3 separate regions of the Homo sapiens genome follow, and regions 1 and 2 are each linked to region 3. A link is an interaction called in ENCODE POLR2A ChIA-PET data of the cell type or tissue named here. Cell type or tissue: MCF 10A. All regions are shown on one strand. Links, peaks and the distances in the headings refer to the core of each region. The heading gives the core; the rest is flanking DNA.

Region 1 (6,378 bases), core at 900-5,899, 840 kb after region 3:
TTGGAGAACTTTTATGTCTAGCTAAAGGTTTGTAACTACACCAATCAGCACTCTGTGTCTAGCTCAAGGTTTGTAAACACACCAATCAGCACCCTGTGTCTAGCTCAAGGTTTGTAAATGCACCAGTCAGTGCTCTCTGTCTAGCTAATCTGGTGAGGACTTGGAGAACTTTTATGTCTAGCTAAAGGTTTGTAAATACACCAATCAGCACTATGGGTCTAGCTCAAGGTTTGTAAACACACCAATCAGCACCTTGTGTCTAGCTCAAGGTTTGTAAATGCACCAATCAGTGCTCTGTGTCTAGCTCATCCAGTGGGGACTTGGAGAACCTTTATGTTTTGCTAAAGGATTGTAAATACACCAATCAGCACTCTGTGTCTAGCTCAATGTTTGTAAATGCACCAATCAGCACTCTGTATCTAGCTAATCTGGTGAGGACTTGGAGAACTTTTATGTCTAGCTAGAGGATTGTAAATGCACCAATCAGCACTCTGTGTCTAGCTCAGGTGTTGTAAACGCACCAATCAGCACCCTGTCAAAATGGACCAATCAGTTCTCTGTGAAACGGACCAATCAGCTCTCTGTAAAATGGATCAATCAGCTCTCTGTAAAACGGACCAATCAACAGGATGTGGGTGGGGCCAGATAAGGGAATAAAAGCAGGCTGCCTGAACCAGCAGTGACAACCCCTTTGGGTCTCCTTCCACCTTTTGGAAGCCTTGTTCTTTTGCTCTTTGCAATAAATCTTGCTGTTGCTGACTTTGGGTCTGTGCTGCCTTTATGAGAGCTTTAACGTTCACCGCGAAGGTTTGCAGCTTCACTCCTGAGGCCAGCAAGACCACAAACCCACCGGGAGGAATGAACAACTCTGGACCCGAGGAACTAACAACTCCAGATGCGCTGCCTTAAGAGCTGTAACACTCACCACGAAGGTCTGCAGCTTCACTCCTGAAGCCAGCAAGACCACAAACCCACCAGATGGAAGAAACTTCAAACACGTCTGAACATCAGAAGGAACAAACTCCAGACCCACCATCTTTAAGAACTGTAATACTCACCACGAGGGTCCGCAGCTTCATTCTTGAAGTCACTGAGACCAAGAACCCACCAATTCTGGACACAGTTACCATCATCTGACATCCTCTGTATTTTGCTTATTTGTTTCTGGCTTGTAATACACACCCAGATAACCAGCTTGCTTAGGCAGGGGTCCTTGTGGATGTGGCTTGCTGCTGTATTGCCAGCATTGAGAATACAGTCCACCTATTACAGGATACTCAACAAAGATTCATCAAATGAATGTTTTAAACCAGTGATTTAGTAATTGCTTTGAGACTGCCATTAGGTCATATCCCTTTTAGAGACATGTTAAACTTGCCGGTGAAATCCACGGCATTGAATGGCCCTTTTCTTTTCTTCCCTCCTCTCCCCTCCCCTCCCTTCCCCTCCCCCCTCTTTTTTGTCTTGCTCTGTCACCCAGGCTGGAGTGCGGTGGCGAGATCTTGGCTCACTGCATCCTCCACCTCCTGGGCTCGAGTAATCCTCCCATCTCAACCTCCCAAGTAGCTAAGACTACAGGCACACACCACCATGCCCAGCTAATTTTTGCAGAGACAGGGTTTTGACATGTTGCCTGGGCTGGCCTTTAACTTCTTGGCTCAAGCAATTTGCCCACCTCAGCCTCCCAAAATGCTGGGATTACAGGTATGAGCCACCATGCCTGGCCTGAACCACCTGTTAAGTAAGACCAACATATAAGATGCTTTTTATTTCAGTAATGGAACTTTGTTGACAATGTGACCCAAAATACAATCACTGTAACCCACAGCCTGTTCTATGAGTCAGAATTTTTAAAACTCCCATTCTTTACTCTTTTTTGCTTAGGACCACTGTATCTGCCTGCAAAAGCCATCTCAAACAATGAGAACCTTTTTCTGAAAAGCCCTCGGATGAATACATATAGAAACTTTTTCTTTCTCTAGAAGAAATGACTCAGGCCAGTTTACCAGAGGATAGAAAGCAACTCCCTGGCTCTGTCCTCAGGTAAGTCTGTCTGGGTTCTGCTCTCCCAAAAAAAGTATAACTCCCCAGTGAGAAAATTTACCAGGTCACCTTGCTCTGAGATGTTGTAACAAAGCTTTGGAATCAAATTCAAGTCAGAGATGGTATCATGGTTTTCCTTTGAAATGACATGAATAGAGATTTACAAGAGGAGAAGGTTGAAAATGAAATTGTGCAGATACCCATGGCCTGCCCTGGGTGCCCTGCCTGCCTGCCACTTCACCTCCCTACTTCATGCCCACTGTCCTCATTGCAGATGGCCACTCACTGCATTCCCAATTAGCACTTCCCCGCTACAGGCCAGAGGCACAGGGGAGTTCAGATCTCTCTGAAGCGGCCCTGAAACAATGGTCACTCTAAGTTGATGAGTGAATATGCAATTCCCTTGCCCTCGGGTGGGATAACTCTGGCTGGTGGCTCACACTGGAGCTGAGCCCATCCAGGCATTGAGTGGACCACACCCATGGACTCCTGTCCTCCATACATTGTGTCCTTAGCTTCACTCCTCACATCAACTCTGCACGCCAATCCGTTTCCTAGGATCGCTTTCTGAGAGACTCCAGACTGAGACAATGTGCATTTCAAAAGGGCACCTACATGTGCCAAGGCCCTGATCAAATGACACTTTCATGTAAAACTTCTTTTTTTTTTTTTTTTTGAGAGAGAGTCTCAATCTGTCTCCCAGGCTGGAGTGCAGTGGCGCGATCTCGGCTCACTGCAAGCTCTGCCTCCTGGGTTCACACCATTCACCTACCACAGCCTCCTGAGTAGCTGGGGCTACAGGCGCCCACCACCATGCCCAGCTAATTTTTTTGTATTTTTAGTAGAGACGGGGTTTCACCATGTTAGCCAGGATGGTCTCGATCTCCTGACCTCGTGATCCACCCACCTTGGCCTCCCGAAGTGCTGGGATTACAGGTGTGAGCCACTGAGCCCGTCCCATGTAAAATCTCTTTCTTATTGCTTGTATCTTTCTTTCTGATATTCTCTCCTATTTCCTCCTTTTCTCCTGCTTTTCAACCCCCCACATTCTTATCCTTTGTCCCTTCTCTGTCTCTTTTTGTTACCTAAATACCAGGGGTCTCTGTCTAGGTCCCATTGCTAGAGGCACAGAAAGCCAATCACTGAGACAACAAGTATTACCAGGGAAGAAGGTTTTTTGGATGCTGCAGTCAAGGAGAACAAGAGATAAGTCTCAAATCTGTCTCGCCTATGGACTAAAATTGAGGTTTAAGTAGCTGGGGAAGAGATGTAGTTACCTGCAGGAAGAAGTTAGGAAGCAGTAGGGAAGCAATGCTGCTGAGTGAGGGGTCTGGGATCTCATCCTCTGGATGCGGTGATCTGGTGAGTTTCAGTTCCGTGCCTGAGGGTGGGTTTCCTGGGGAAGGAACTCAGATGAGACAAATGTAAATTTCAAATTTTAAGACCAGGAGGGTTGATTTCTTCTTTTATTAAAAAACTTATAAATATTGTCTCTATGGGGAGATTGAGCTGGTTTCATTTTCTTTCATGCTCTGAAATGCCAGCTCACCCATGTGATTGCAAACCCTTCATAGCCACTAAAACCAAGTGGTTATTCTCACAGAACTGCACCTCAGGCCACTGGGAGGGCTAAGTGGGACTGGGACATTATTAATGGATTCAGACAAGGTAAGATGAGATCTCTTTGCCTGCAGAAGCCTGAGCTTGCTGACATCTATACCAGGACAGCCTCCGGAAACTTGGCACAGCCAGGGAGAAAGTCAATAAACCAAGGGCAAGACTGCTGGGATGTAGCACCTTAATATCCTATCAGGTGAACTTGACAATGAGCCCAGGCGATCCTTGCCCCAGGGGCTTCAATTTGCATTGTCACTGAGGCCTCCAAGAAGTTAGGATTGCCAAACTAGAATGTTCTGTGGAAGTTTGACAGTACAAGGAGGGGTTATGAGCCAACTGCTACATTAAACTCTGCATTGAACAAGAATTAGGTAATTTTAGCCTAGGGCAAAACATTACCGATCCCCATCATGTGCACTGCACTATACTGGCTATGCCTTCAAAGCTGCTCATCAGTGATTTGTATTTTCTGAGACTCAAAGTTGGGAAAGATGGAAACATATGGAAAGAAATTATTGGAAGTCACCATCACAAGTCAAAAGTGAGAATGTGATCTTTCATATGCTGATTTCATAAAATGTATGTTTCTGATAAGAATAGATACTAGATCTTAGCCAAAAGAAACAATAGGTGTGTGTTTCTGGTCACTAGAGCACACATTTCTGGTATTTCCCCTCCCCGACACCCCACATCCGCTCAGCACCCAGCATCTTTCAGCATCCCAATCCAAAATCTTCCTGGGGTCTCTGGGGCCCCTCTGTCCTTGGGAGCAGCCCTCCACCCATGGCTGGTGGGAATGGATTAATAATTAGTCTGGAAACCTTCCCCACTCTCTCCACCCTGAGATGTGCTGTACGCGGTCTCCCAGCATTCCGTGCCCCAGTTGATTTTGGCAATTACCTGCTTGGTCACAGGGCCTTTAGTGGCTGTTTTCCTCCCATCTCTCATCCCCATCCCCTGCTAGTGTTTCCTAATGTCACCTCAAACATAAACCTTTGGACTCTTATCCTTGACTAAGGGGCTTTTCTGGCAGAACACAGAGTAAAACTCACAAAACCCAGAAGTCTGCTTAACATTAAAATTATCTAAAAACTAAAAGGCTAATGATGGTATGAATTTCTTATAAAGAATGTTTTTTGTTTGTTTGTTTGTTTGTTTTTGAGATGGAGTCTTGCTCTGTCACCCAGGCTGTAGTGCAGTGGCGCCATCTCGGCTCACTGCAACCTCCACTTCCTGAATTCAAGGGATTCTCCTGCCTCAGCCTCCCGAATAGCTGCAACTACAGGCACGTGCCACCATGCCCGGCTAATTTTTTGTATTTTTAGTAGAAATGGGGTTTCACCATGCTAACCAGGATGGTCTCGATCCACCCGTCTGGGCCTCCCAAAGTGCTGAGATTACAGGCGTGAGCCACTGTGCCTGGCCATAATGTTTTAACTGATACTTTGGTTTGAGCTCAGATATGTGTATCTGTTGGGGGTAGTACCAGGCAAAAATGTGAGACAGCTGGAAAACTTTGTTGTACAGGGTCCTGGGCCTCCCTTACTAGGCTACACATCCAGTGTCCTCATCATACTATCTGGCAACTGTCAGGTTGTCCTGAATGCCCCACTAGGAATCCTCCTCTCTTCCCAGATCCCTGTCTCCATTTCATAATCATACTCTCGGTCTTCCTCAACACACCCTCTGACTCTGTGAACATCTACATACTGCACCTGTGAATCCTGTGGGCAAAACCCAACATGTGAATCTCCCCAGACATTCATCCCCACCTGCCACCTTGGAGACATGGTGAGTCTGGCCACAGCTGCCTTTCCCTCATCTCCTGACAGTGCCGGGTGTTTATGTCCTCCCTGGGTGTGTCAGTCCTCACCAGAGCCTCCATTGCACCCTCCGGGACAGGAACTACAGCAGACCTAGCACCCCAGTGCAGGCTGCCCAAGCTCTGCCTGCCAGTACTGGACAGAAGTCCCACACCATATGCAGCAGATTAAATAGAGACACAGATCCATCAAAGTTCCTCCCATCAAGAGCTACAGTCAACTTCCTCTCTCCTTGATTCTGAGCAGGCCCTCTGATTTGCTTTGATCATAGAATGTGGCAGAAGTGGCACTGAGATACATGATTTACTAAAACCTGCAGGGGAGAATCCTCCCTTGCCTCTTTCTAGTTTCTTGTGTGTTTCTGGCAATCTGGTTTTCCGTGGCGTATGCATGCATCCCTTCGATCTGTCTTCACATAGTGCTCTCCCTGTGTCTCCTCATGTCATCTTCCCTCCGTGCCCATCTACGTGTCCAAATGTCTCCTTTTTATAAAGACATCAGTTATATTGGATTACAGCCCACCCTCATCTTAATGATCTCATCTTAACCTCTGTGAGGACCCTATTTCAAGTAAGTGCACATTCTGAGGTACCGGGGATTAGGATTTTAACACATCCTAGCTTAAAAAGCATCTGGAAAAGGAACCTATCTTATATATCTTTAATACAAACTGTATTAGCATAATTGCTTTTAATTTTCTTTTTTAAATAACTCCCAGCCTGGGCAGCATGGTGAAACTCTGTCTCTACAAAAAATACAAAAAATTAGCTGGGCATGGTTGTGTGTGCCTGTGGTCCCAGCTACTTGAGAGGATGAGGTGGAGGATCACCTGAGCCTGGGGAGGTCGAGGCTGCAGTGAACCGTGATCGCACCACTGCACTCCAGCCTGAGCGAC
Region 2 (6,378 bases), core at 744-5,743, 190 kb before region 3:
GTACTCTTCACATGGAGAGTCAAATCCAACCAAAGATGAAATTCCTCACCTGTAACTATTTGCATGATTTTCACGGGCCTGCCTGGCCCAGGCACTATTCTTTTCCCAGTGACTGGAACATTAATGGGAACACTGATGGGTGTAAGAAATGTGTTAACATAAAAATGTTTTATTTTCCCTTCTTGACTTTCATAAATAAGGCAGGTTTCAATACGGGGACACTTGAAGCAAAGAAAGATCAAAATGAATCTCAGTGTTCCTTCAACGGCGGCCAAACATCTCTTCTTGTGTGAGAATGTCACAGTGAAGATGTCTCAGTTTCTTAGTCTCTATTAGAAATTTAAAATTATTATTATTTTTAAAGGCTTCAGTCCAATTTCTCAGAGACTTCACCTGAAAATGGAGGCACTGAAAAAGCCATGAGGAGCTGAAAACAAGCAGAGTATTTTGAGAAGCCCAGAAAATGTTTCCTAGCCCTTCTCACACCGTGCGTCAGTGCAGGGCACGGCACTAAATTCAGGTGGAAGCAGTGATTCCTCACCTTGGGTCCACATTAGAACCACCTAGGATGCATTTAAGAATCCCAAGGCCCAGCCGCCAACCCCCACCCCATCCCGATTTGGGTTCTCTGGTGTCTGACACACCCCAGGACCTCAGATTTTGTTTGGGACTCCCAGGTATTTCTGACATGTATCCATGGTTCAGAACCACTGGTTTAAGGAAGCATAATCATACCATTTGCGATCTTTCATTGTGCAGATTCCTAAAGGAAAGCCCTGTGTCCTGCAGGCCTTTGCTACCCAGTGTGAGTGGGCCTTAACCCGGCAGCTTTGATGAGAGAGAGAGAGAGAGAGAAATGATTTTTGGAGTTCCTGGAGGACAGCACTGTCCAGCAGGACTTCCCATGATGATGGAAATGTTCTTTACCTCTGCTGCTCAGTACAGTAGCCACCAGAGGCCTGTTGCCGTTGAGCACTTGCAGTGTGGCTCATGCAACTGAGGAACAAAATGTTTAACCTTGTTTATCTTTAATTTAAATCTGCATTTAAAGAACCATATGTGATTAGGGGCTCCAATATTGAGCAGAGCAGACAGAGCGTACTGAGGGGCCGACTTGGCCAACAAAGGCCCTAGAGTTTCTTCCATGGTGTAGAGAGAACATTGCTTCTGCCTTTGGCAAAGGTCATGAGGCCGTCTGCCCTGAAACAGACGGGATGCTTCAGAGCAACGGTTCTCAAAGGATAGTCCCAGAGCCAGCAGCATGAGCAACAGCATCACTGGGGAACTTGTTAGAAATGCAGACTCTCAGGCCCCATCCAGACCTCCTGAACTAGAGCCTGCATTTTAACAAGATCCCCAGGTGATTTCTGTGAATAGTCAAGTGTGAGATGAGCTGCCAGTAGCTCTCTGCTCTGCTCTTCAGAAGACAAGAAGCAGGTTGCACAGAAGCCTTGTCCAGGAGGTCACTCTATATTAAGTCAAGGGTATCCGTGTGTATTACAAGACTTGCCAAATGTGGACAGACAAGAGTTATGGAGAGCAACACATTTGAAACTGGGGATAGATTGGTACAGTTTAAAGGGCAAAAGGGTCATCTTTTAGTTCCAATAAGCCTTTGTTTTGATGGGGCAGAGGAGAAACTAGAGAGCTCAATTAAAAGATAAAGATTTAACTCAAGGTGTTTCCTACTTGATTTTCAAATTCATTCCAGTTGTTTCTTTAGAAGGGGACTCACATCAGATATCTTGCTAGTATAGAAAGTTCCTAAGCTGTACTGACAAACAAAACAGGCCTGTAGCCCTGCGACACTGTGCTTTACTTGCAAGATAAGGGGCTAAGGGAATGGGGGACAAAAAACAAAAAAAAACCTCAACCAAGAAACTCAACACATTTAAAAAAGGGGGCAGAAAATAGGACAAGGAAAAAAGTGGTTTATGTAACAGCAATTTTTTGTAATAAGTGTGGGGACGGGTCCCATCGGGACGACATTAGGCTGTTAATTTTGAAATAATCATTGGAACCCAGCTGGATAGCAGCAAGATTTGACGCCAGGAGCAAACACAGCCAGGAAGTGGAGGAGCAGATGACTCAGCCCACAGGGCACCAGAGGCGGGGATAATTTCTTTGCCCAGGGGAGTAGCAGTAGTCATCTGTTGTGTAGGCATTACCAAGTTCAATTGTGTGAGCGAGAATGGAAATCTGTTCTTCTGCAGCTTGTGAAAGAAATTAATCACAGCTCTCTGCATGACAAATTTTGGATTTTAGTTCACACAGTCCCTGAATTTTCCTTCAGGTTAAATTTTCCTTTCCTTGGGACCTCGTGTTGCCTTTACTACAGCCCAACTCTCTCTTGCCCATTTTGCACCCCAATCCAAATATAAAACAAAACAACTGGGAATTGGTTCTAAATGCCCCTTTCACATCTGCTCAGGCCATCATTACAGAATTTCATTTGCAAAAAAAAATCCAGATGAAACCAAATGAGGCATTTTATTCTGGCATTTCATTTTATTCTACATACAGATAACGACAGGGCAGTGAGGAGTTTTGGTCTGTGGCCTCTTCCCAGGACTAACAAGAGCCTGACACAAGAAAACACACCCTTGGTGCTTTTATTAATAACTTTTTTTTTTTTTTTTGAGATGGAGTCTTGCTCTGTCGCCAGGCTGGAGTGCAGTGGCTCGATCTCGGCTCACTGCAAGCTCTGCCTCCTGGGTTCAAGCGATTCTCCTGCCTCAGCCTCCTGAGTAACTGGGACTACAGGCACGCGCCACCATGCTCGGCTAATTTTTGTATTTTTAGTAGAGACAGGGTTTCACCATGTTGGCCAGGATGGTCTCGAACTCTTGACCTCTAGTGATCTGCCCACCTCAGCCTCCCAAAGTTCTGGAATTATAGGAGTGAGCCACCGTGCTCGGCCTTAATAACCTTTTATATGTTGGGTACGGTTTTTCACCTTTGTAATCCCAGTGCTTTGGAAGGTCAAAGCCAGAGGATTATTTGAGGCCAGGCTTTGGAGACCAGCCTGGGCAACATAGCAAGACCCTATCTCTACAGAAAATTTAAAAATTAGCCAGCCATGGTGGCATGCACCTGTAGTGTAGTTCTGGCTACTTGGGAGGCTCAGGCAGAAGGATCACTTATGCTCAGGAGTTCGAGGTTGCAGTGAGCTATGATCGTACCACTGCATTCCAGCCTGGGTGACAGTGTGAGACCCTATCTCTAAAAAAAGAAACTAGCAAGAAATAAAAAATAGCATAACCTCTTATAGTCCACCACCAAAACAAGGATACAGATAAAAAGTCCAAAATTGTGTGAAAGCACAATGCTCAAAAATCTTTCCAAGACTACTCTCATGGAAAACTAAAATGAGTGTAGGTTTAGATTTATTAGCTTATTAACACATTAATCAGTAAGATGGTAAATGTAGCTCAAAAAGCATGTTGAGGACATCAGGATGTATAGGTATATACAAAGACTGTGAAGAGTGCTAGATTTGAGACTAATGAATGAGCTCCAATGCAACCACACTCATAACCTCTCGCAGTCTTCATTACCTGATTCAAATGATTTGCCTTTCCCAGACAAGATACACATGTTGAAGTGTAACTTCATAAAGTGTGAGTCCTCCATCAACAGTAAAGAGTGAGTCAGAGGTGCACTCCCTTAGTTCACACAACAATCCTTGGGTGCGTCTGTTGAGCAATGTTTCAGTATGCCACTGAAAGGAGAAACTAACCTTAACCCTAACCTTAACCCTCTCTTGTCTTTATTTCCAAGTGTTGGGTAATTGTGTGAAACTCGTGCTGGTTTCAATTGAAATCATTCGTCATACATGCATGTTCACAAGTGCTTCAGCTAAGCAGGCCTGAAATGCCTTTAGTTTCCTGGAAATTTCGTTAAAAGCCTTTGTCCTTCCTAAAATGTCCCCTTTTGAAATCCTATACTTCAAAGTATCAGCCTTATACTGTATACTTATGTACAGGGTAAGATATTAATTCAAAGAAACAATGCAGGCAGCTAAATTCCTTTCATCTAAACATGCCTTTCTTCTTTCTCCTTGGTGCTACATTTCACTCAAAGCTGCAGGAAAGTATACAGGAAAAATGAGCTGAGTGTGTTCTGCAAATAGGTCAGGCTGAAGCAGGAATGTTTTCCTGTGCTGAATTAAAAGTTTTCTGTTTCATTTATCAGTAGAATTAAAAGTTCTCTGATGTTTCTCTAAGTGTCATACATATACAAAACAGTGTAAAATTGAAAAAAAAAAACCCACATGCTGTATTGTCCATTTCTGTTCTTTGGGACTCTACAGTTTAAAAAAGAAAGAAATTAAAGAATTTTGAAAATAAAAGTTATCTTCAAATATTATCTCTCTTCTTAATGAAATTTTTTACCTTTAAAGCAGATGCAGCAAAGACAAACTTTGGTTATTCTTTTTAAAGAGATATAAACTGATTTGTTTCATGCTTATATGAACCTGATTTCTCTATATTTGTTTTGCCACTTATTATAGAGGAGTATTTGCCTTTATGACTCTTTTTCTTCTTGCATGCACTAATTAGTAGTTTAAGAGAGGTGAAAGCACTTACTTTTCCATTTTTCAGTAATCTGAGTATTTTTAAACCAGTGTTTGTGTATTTTAAAAAGTGGCTATTTGTGAGCCTAAGAAAATTTCACAACACTGTTGCTGAAAGAATAATAATATGTATCACATTTTAGTGTTTAATTATCTTTTAATTTACTTTGATAACTATTCTGGGTTGAATTGTCCCCCCTCCAAAAAAAATTTATGTTAAAGTCCCATCCCTCAGAACCTGTGAATGTGACCTTCTTTGGAAATAGGGACTTTGCAAATATGATCAAGTTAAGATGAGGTCATAGGGGATTGGGGTAAGCGCTAATCCAATGACTGGTGCCCCTTCAAGAAGAGGGAAACATGGGCCGGGCACGGTGGCTCACGCCTGTAATCCCAGCATTTTGAGAGGCTGGGGCGGGTGGATCAGCTGAGGTCAGAAGTTCAAGACCAGCCTGGCCAACATGGTGAAACCCCGTCTCTACTAAAAATGCAAAAATTAGCCAGGCCTGGTGGCGTATGCCTGTAATCCCAGCTACTCGAGGGGCTGAGGCAGGAGGAGTGCTTGAACCTGGGAGGCAGAGGTTGCACTGAGTTAAGATCGCACCATTGCACTCCAGCCTGGGCAACAAGAGCAAAACTCCGTCTCAAAATAAATAAATAAATAAATAGAAGTAAATAATAAAAAGAAGAGGGAAATGTGGCCACAGACACAGAGAGAGAACGCCAGGTGACCTCGGAGGCCGAGAGTGGAGTGATGCTGCCACAAGCCGAGGAATGCCAAGGACTGCCAGCCATCGCCGGAAGCTAGGAGAGAATGGAACAGGTCCTCCCCGTGAGCCCCAAGAAGAAAACAACCCGGACTGATTACGGACTTCTGGCCTCCAGAGCTGTAAGTGAAAATGGCTCTGTTGTTTTAAGCCATCAGATTTGTGGTAATTTGTGACAGCAGCCCTGGGAAATGAGCACAGTGGTGATTCAGATCCTAACCTGAAACCATCCCAAGTTGATGGATGCACCAAGTCTTTGTAATTTGAGCTGAACTACTTACAAGAAAGAGTTATGACTATCGATAAAGGTGAGAATATTTTACAATCCTGTTTAAGCCCTCTGTGTCTATTTCCAGGGTGGGGCCATGCTATAAACAGGACAAACAGAACTCTCTGCTTTTGCTACCACTGAAAAAGCATTTCCGTGGGAGATCCATATTAGGTAGCACCTGGAGATGCCAGGACCACAAAACCACTGCCCAGCGTTACACACACATACGCCCTCCAACCCCCAGGATGGGATCAGATCCCTCTGTGATTCTGCCAAAGGCTGAGGCTGGCCACGGGTTTGGGGGATGGGGCTGAGACCAGGCGGCAGGGATGCCGTCTAGTGGGGATGGGAAGCACAAGAGAGATGAAAGCTTCTGCAGCTTCTGCTGCCATGCGCTCTTACATAGGATAGCCAAGGGCACAGGCCAGAGGCAGATAGGGGAGCGGGCTCTCTCTAGGAAACATCAGCTCCAAGGAGGACCGGGATCCTTTGGAAGGAGCTGGAGCTGGGGTGAGACAGGGGCAGACACCCTCCGGATGGATGGGACGATCATGGTTCCAGCCTTTGGACATCTGGAAGGTGAGTAGGGACACAAAGCATGTGGGAACTGGGGCAGACAGTGGCCCATTTCCCACTCTGCTGTGTGGGCATCAAATGTTCCCCCAAGGGAGTTTCTAGCTTGAGCAAGCCATTGTTCTCAGCATTCATTTGCCCAGTGAGCCATGGTTTTGGAGACCAGAGTATGATTCTCCAAAACACAAGTG
Region 3 (6,378 bases), core at 459-5,458:
AGATGAGGAACTTCTTTCTAGGCAAGGGCCAATAAGCAATGGCCATATTGAAAACTTGGATAAATTTGATTCTATCATCATTAAAAGCTTAAGAAAATTTAAAAGGCAGAAAAACAATGAAAGAGATCATATGTGAAACATATCAGACAATGGATTCATATACACAACCAACTTATGCAACTTAATTTTAAAAAATCAAGAAACCACAAAATAGGCAACAGATGAATGAAAAGGCAATTCCTTGCAAGAGGAAATAGAAATAAACGATAAAAATATAATCAGGGCAAAGCAAATGAAAACAAAAATTATTTCTGCTCATCAGATTGGTCTGCTTAAATGTTTGATAATATCAATCATTGACAAGCAGCGTGGACACTTTCACAGATGGCAGGGGCAGTGCAGAAGGGCACAGCCACCCGGGGAGCAATGTGGCACCAGCTCAGAACCTGCTACATGCATAGGCTCCAGCATTTTCTCTGAGGTTTCACACAGTGCACAAGGGAACACACACACAGGTGACCATCACAGCCCTGCCTGTGATAGCAAAACTCTGGAAACAACTAAGCCTCTATCAAAATAGAATGGATATGTGGATTGTGGTATATCCCTATGGTGGAAAACCGTTCCCACTTACAACAAATGAACCAGGGCTTCGTGTATCAGTGTGGATAAACCTCATTACAATTTGTCGAGTGAAATTAGTAAGCCAGTACAATTCCTTTGGTTGGAGAAAACACAGATGATACCATTCAAGGATGATACACACAAAACTGATAACAGTGGTTACATCTGAGTAGGTGAAGGAGATTATGGGTGATGGTCAAGGGAGATTACTTTTAAGTACAATCATTTATTTTCTTTAATTAAAATATATTCATTTGTGACATTTGTAATTACAATTAAATATCAAAAATATAAATGCAAACACCCTTGGGAGGAGTAATACACAAAGTTAAAAGAAAAGAAGCAATGTTCTCCAAAGGTGTGCTTGCATCATTGTCCAGGTGCCCCTCTGCAAGTGAAGGGGAAAAGCCTCCATTACGTTTTTGTTTTCCAGGTGACAGTTCCTGGGGGCAAAGGTCATTTGAAAGTTTGGAGGAAGCTCATTATTTTCCAGACTAGTTTAGAAAAACCCCAACATGAGAGGTACCCACCACACCAGGAGGCTCCTCAGCCAAGCAGAAGCACATGGTCGAGGGAACTGTTTGGGTAATGCGGTTTTTTTAGGATCTGGAGGTAGATCTGATACCGCAGAGCTGATTCCCGGATTATAAATGCTTACCACACCTCAAGGCCAAGTTGATGCACTTGGGGAATGGAAATTCCATAGCTGGGAGCCAAGGACTTGACTTTTCCCACACCCTAAGTTTCAAGTCTTCAACATATCAGCAACACATCCCTTTTCAAACCACTGATAACATTCCTGAATGAGACTTGGAATTTGAAGAGCGCTGTATCAGGACTTGTGCTATAAGCACTTTCTTATTTGACTTTTACTTGACCTTCAAGAGAATTTTTCTCCTTTTATCTAACCCTAAAAGAAAGAAAACAAGACTTGGGGTTCCTCCCTTTTCCCTCCTCCCTGCAGCTTCCTATGCATGCAAAGAAGCATACAACAACTTTTCTCTCTATTAGGGGAAATTCAGCGCCTAGTGGGCAAATCTCTAGGTTAGAGGCTTCTGAGCAGACAGGCAGGAGGAGATTGGACTCCGCGGACATTGTTTCTTTGTAGTCCCAGGTCTCTGCTGCTGGTGATTAAATGGCCTCTTTCCAGGAGGGGAGGTACATGAATCCATTTTAAGTGTCTTTTAGTATCAGCTCTCTGGTTAATAACAATTGCCATTAATATAAAGAGATAATTTGTTACTTATTTATTTTAAGAGATGGGGTCTCACTCTGTTACCTAGGCTGGAGTGCAGTGGCACCGTCATGGCTCACTGCAGCCTTGAACTCCTGGGCTCAAGTGAGCCACCTTCCTCAGCCTCCTGAGTAGCTGGGACTACAAGGCACATGCCACCATGCCTGGGTAATTTTTTTTTTCTTTTTGGAGATGGAGTCTCACTCTGTTGCCCAGGCTAGAGTGCAGTGGCGTGATCTTGGCTCACTGCAACCTCTGTCTCCCAGGTTCAAGTAATTCTCTTGCCTCAGCCTCCTGAGTAGCTGGGACTACAGGTGCATGCCGCCATGCCCAACTAATTTTTTGTATTTTAGTAGAGACGGGGTTCCACTGTGTTGCCCAGGCTGGTCTGAAACTCCTGAGTTCAGGCAATCTGCCCACCTTGGCCTCCAAAAGTGCTAAGATTACAAGCGTGAGCCACCACGCCCAGCCAATTTTTTACTTTTTTGTAGAGCCAAGGTCTCTCTATGTTGCTTAGGCTGGTCTCAAACTCCTGGGCTCAAGTGATCCTCCTGCCTCAGACTCCCACAGCACTGGGATTATAGGGGTAGGCTACTGCTCCCGGCCAAGAGATCATTTAAATAGGAAGAGGATTAGAGAGTATTTAGGTGCCTATTGAAGTGTTTTGTTTTGTTTTTGAGATGGAGTCTCACTCTGTAGCCCAGGCTGGAGTGCAGTGGTATGACCTCGGCTCACTGCAACCTCCACCACCTGGGTTCAAGTGATTCTCCTGCCTCCGCCTTCGGAGTAGCTGGGACTATAGGTGCACACCACCATGCCCGGCTAATTTTTGTATTTTTAGTAGAGACAGGGTTTCACCATGTTGGCCAGGCTGGTTTCGAACTCCTGACTTCAGGTCATCTGCCCACCTCAGCCTCCCAAAATGTTGGGATTACAGGCGTGAGCCACTGTGCCCGACCTGTTGCAGTGTTTTAATCTCATTGTCCTTTTTATTCCTCCAATGACCTTCCCTTGACATCATCAGCCCTAGCTTTGGGGATTTAAGGATGAGGGCACCCAAATGGGTCGCCCAAGGCGACCCAGCCAACCGGGGCCCGAGACAGGATTTGAAGACAGATTTTTCTGAGCCAAAAGCTGGTATGCCTACCCCTACTCCCAGCTGTCAGGTCACCAGTCAGAGCTTCAGGCCACACCGCCTCGAAATTGCACAAGTTGCTGCCTGAAGAATGGCCCCTTGGATGAGGTCCCCGCCTACTGAGAAATTATGCAGAATGATTACAAAATGGTACAAATTACTGTAGACTCCTGCACCAGACTGGAACTCAGCAGGCCCAGCCTTGCCCAGGCCCAGCCCTGGGTGTGACCTCAAAGGGCTGGGAAAGAACTTGGGCCTTCTCCAGTTATTCTCTTGCCCTTGGCCAGGATGCCAGCTCTTATGCAGGAGCACTCAGGTGAACACCTCAGGCTTCTCAAGGTGTGTTATGCACGAATGCAGGACGAGGGAGTGGACCCAACCCCTGACCTGCCTTCCTCTCCCTCTTGTGGTCACCAGCACCCCCTCTTCTTCCCTGGAAGTCCCCAGCCAGGCCAGCAGCCCACTCTCTCCCAGCTTCTAAAGGCAACACATCACCCCTCTGTCCTGCTGTACATGCCTGCAGGGAAAAACAAACACAGGCAATGCCCCGGCAAGACCTCCGTTGAGGTCTGCTGTGCTGTATAAGGATAGGTGGCTATCCCTTGGGTTGGGGTCTTTGTCACTGCTTGTGGGATTTTCTGGGAATGATGCAGCTGTGCTGGGTGTTTGATGTAAGAACCATGGTCTCACCAACTTTGTGCCTTGTCAGCCTTGTCCTATCTGACCCTCTGGCTGCACTGAATCACAGGTGGCTCTGCCACCACTTTCCCAGGTGTCCACAGACGAGCAGGGGTGTAGTGAGCAGCACTCACTCACCAGCTTTGCAGATGTTTAGACAGCCCCTCCCCATGCTTGCAGGAATTCTGCACAGGTACAGGGATGTGTTAGAGGCTGGGATTGTGTAAGTGGGTCTGGAGAAACTTCAGTTAGTAGCACCAGTTTTTTGTGTTTTTGTTTTTGGGTTTTGTTTGTTTGTTTGTTTGTTTGTTTTGGTCTGGTTTGAGACAGAGTCTCGCTCTGTCACCCAGGCTGGAGTGCAGTGGCTCAATCTGGGCTCACTGCAACCTCTGCCTCCCGGGTTCAAGCGATTCTCCTCCCTCAGCCTCCCAAGTAGCTGGAATTATAGGCACATGCCACCATACCCAGCGAATTTTTGCATTTTTAGTAGAGATGGGATTTTATCATGTTGGCGAGGCTGGTTTCAAACTCCTGACCTCAAGTGAACCGCCCACCTCAGCCTCCGGAAGTGCTGGGATTACAGGCATGAGCCACCACACTGGGCCTGTAGCACCAACTGCTATTGGCTTTGTCATGGGAAAGCTGACATTAAAACTGGCCTCCTTTGTTGGGTGACAAGTTATTTCTGCCCTCAAAGAAGGAAATTTTGAAGAAGCAAGTGTAAGGGATGAGATTGAAAGTCTGTGAGAATTAGAAACAAACAAATAAATCAACACAAACTTGTCCAAAAACAACTTCAAAAAAACACCCAAAATCCCTTCAGTGGGACAAAATCCAACCGTCAGAGGGGAGGAAGTGTTTTGTGATGCTAACTGCTGCTGGCGGAGGGCCCAGTGGGTATATACACATGATTCTGAGAGGCAGGACTGGCCCTGGAACACTAAACTCTGGTCCATTTGTGAGATTAAATCCCTCTGCACTCTGGGACAAGTGAGTCAGGACTGAATGGAAGGGGAGGGAAAAGTTGCTGGGGGCTGGGGCTGGGGGGGATGCGAGGGACCAAAAAAAAGTCCCCACATCCAGCAGGGAAGGGTCCACAGCGATCCAGCCAAGTGCAACCTCTGTGCTTGTCCACCCTCGTGCCTTGGGGTCATGGTGCCTTCCTCTGCACTAGAGATAGGTGGCATGGCAATGGTGCCTTCCTCTGCACTAGAGATAGGTGGCATGGCATGATTGGTGACTTGGCATGGGAGTGCCGCTAAGTGACAGCCACAGACACCGTCAGCTTCTTGTGTGTGGCCAGATGTAGAGAAGGAATTGAGGAGGAAACTTGGAGGTCTGGAGATCCAGCCAACAGCATCGGCAAGAGCGGTACCCAGACAAAAACAGCCTGGCTGAAGGGAATCAACTGATGCCCATTCTGATGAGAATCAAGGCCATTTGGGGTTTTTATGTTCAAATCAGTATGATGGTTGTGAAGGTAACCAAAGTGTGGAGAGGGAAATGTACCCAGTGACGGGGCTTCCTGCTGGGGTGGGAGTCCTCTCTTTGAGGTTTGCCAGAGGCTGTGGCCGGCCCTCCCTCACAAGGCCTTCTGCTTCTGATAGGTGTGTGGCTCTCCTGTTTGGGGCCACAGCCACGGTCCAGAATGAAGCAGGGCCTAGTCCCAGGGTGGTGGGGCTTCAGCAGACGTACCCAAACTCCCCTCAACCCCTTCCTTGCTTCTACCTTTTTAGTCCCTTCACTCCTTCCATTTTCATACACACCACCCTTTCTTTTTCTTGTTTTCCTAAAATTTTGTTTACAAAGTACTTTAAGCATACAGAAAACCACACACCATATTAAAATACCCATCACTCAGCACTGTCAAATGTCATCATTTCGCCATTTCATTTTAAGAAATAAAATCTTTCCAGGCACGGTGGTGCCTATCTGCAATCCCAGAGCTTTGGGAGACCAAGGTGGGAGGATTGCTTGAGGCCAGGAGTTCAAGACCAGCCTGCACAACATGGTGAGAAAGTGTCTCTACAAAATAAATACATAAATAAAATCTCACACGTGACCGAGCCCATTGACCTGTGAACACTTTCATCCATTTCTCCTGTCTAGAGGTAACCACTATCCTGGATTAGGATTATAACCCCATACATATTAGGATAGCCTTTGTGTCTATGTGTGTATCTATAAACATACAGTACAGTTTTGCATGCATTTATAATTTTAATAATATAACATGTAACAGTATTTTATTTTTAAAAAAACTTTTTATAGAGACGATCTCACTATGTTGTCCAGGCTGGTCTCCAACTCCTGGCCTCAAGCAGTTCTCCCACCTTGGCCTCCCAAAATGCTGAGATTACAGGCATGAGCTACCACATCTGGCCTAATAATATATTTTAAAACCTAACATAGACGAAATAGTATTCTTTCAACATGTTATCAATATAAACATTATATGGATACATTTTATTTGTTAATTTGTTATGTCATAGTTGTACATATTTTGGGGTGTACAGGTGATATTTTAATATGCAATATGTAATGAGCAAATCAGGGTAACTGGGATATCCATCCATGTATCTTTTTCCTTGTGTTGGGAACGTTTGCATGGTTTTAAACTTCACATGCTGTATATAATGCTTCTCGATTTGCCTTTTTTTTTTTTTTTTCTGCTTTCAAAAAAAGCCTTTTGGGCTTTTATGTTTAT

What was found. ChIA-PET counts read pairs that join two places held together with the same protein. Peaks named below come from ENCODE experiments on the same cell type or tissue, not always from the same donor. Only the 100,000 strongest peaks of a DNase experiment are listed, where the experiment ranks them.
Region 1: POLR2A ChIA-PET joins it to region 3 with 6 read pairs; 1 of 35 experiments calls an interaction of 5 or more read pairs at or near these places.
Region 2: POLR2A ChIA-PET joins it to region 3 with 6 read pairs; 4 of 35 experiments call an interaction of 5 or more read pairs at or near these places.

Annotation. Positions count from the first base shown.
Region 1 is chr20:20,768,926-20,775,303 of GRCh38, forward strand. No RefSeq gene overlaps it. Among named protein-coding and RNA genes, the nearest start is that of RALGAPA2, 59 kb to the left of the region's middle. In MCF 10A, for the core only: no CTCF peak of the experiment used is centred there; a DNase peak (open chromatin) is centred at 3,896.
Region 2 is chr20:19,733,545-19,739,922 of GRCh38, forward strand. No RefSeq gene overlaps it. Among named protein-coding and RNA genes, the nearest start is that of RIN2, 22 kb to the right of the region's middle. In MCF 10A, for the core only: no CTCF peak of the experiment used is centred there; DNase peaks (open chromatin) are centred at 2,137 and 3,707.
Region 3 is chr20:19,925,386-19,931,763 of GRCh38, forward strand. All of the region lies in intron 3 of RIN2 (Ras and Rab interactor 2), which reads left to right. Among named protein-coding and RNA genes, the nearest start is that of NAA20, 89 kb to the right of the region's middle. In MCF 10A, for the core only: no CTCF peak of the experiment used is centred there; a DNase peak (open chromatin) is centred at 3,196.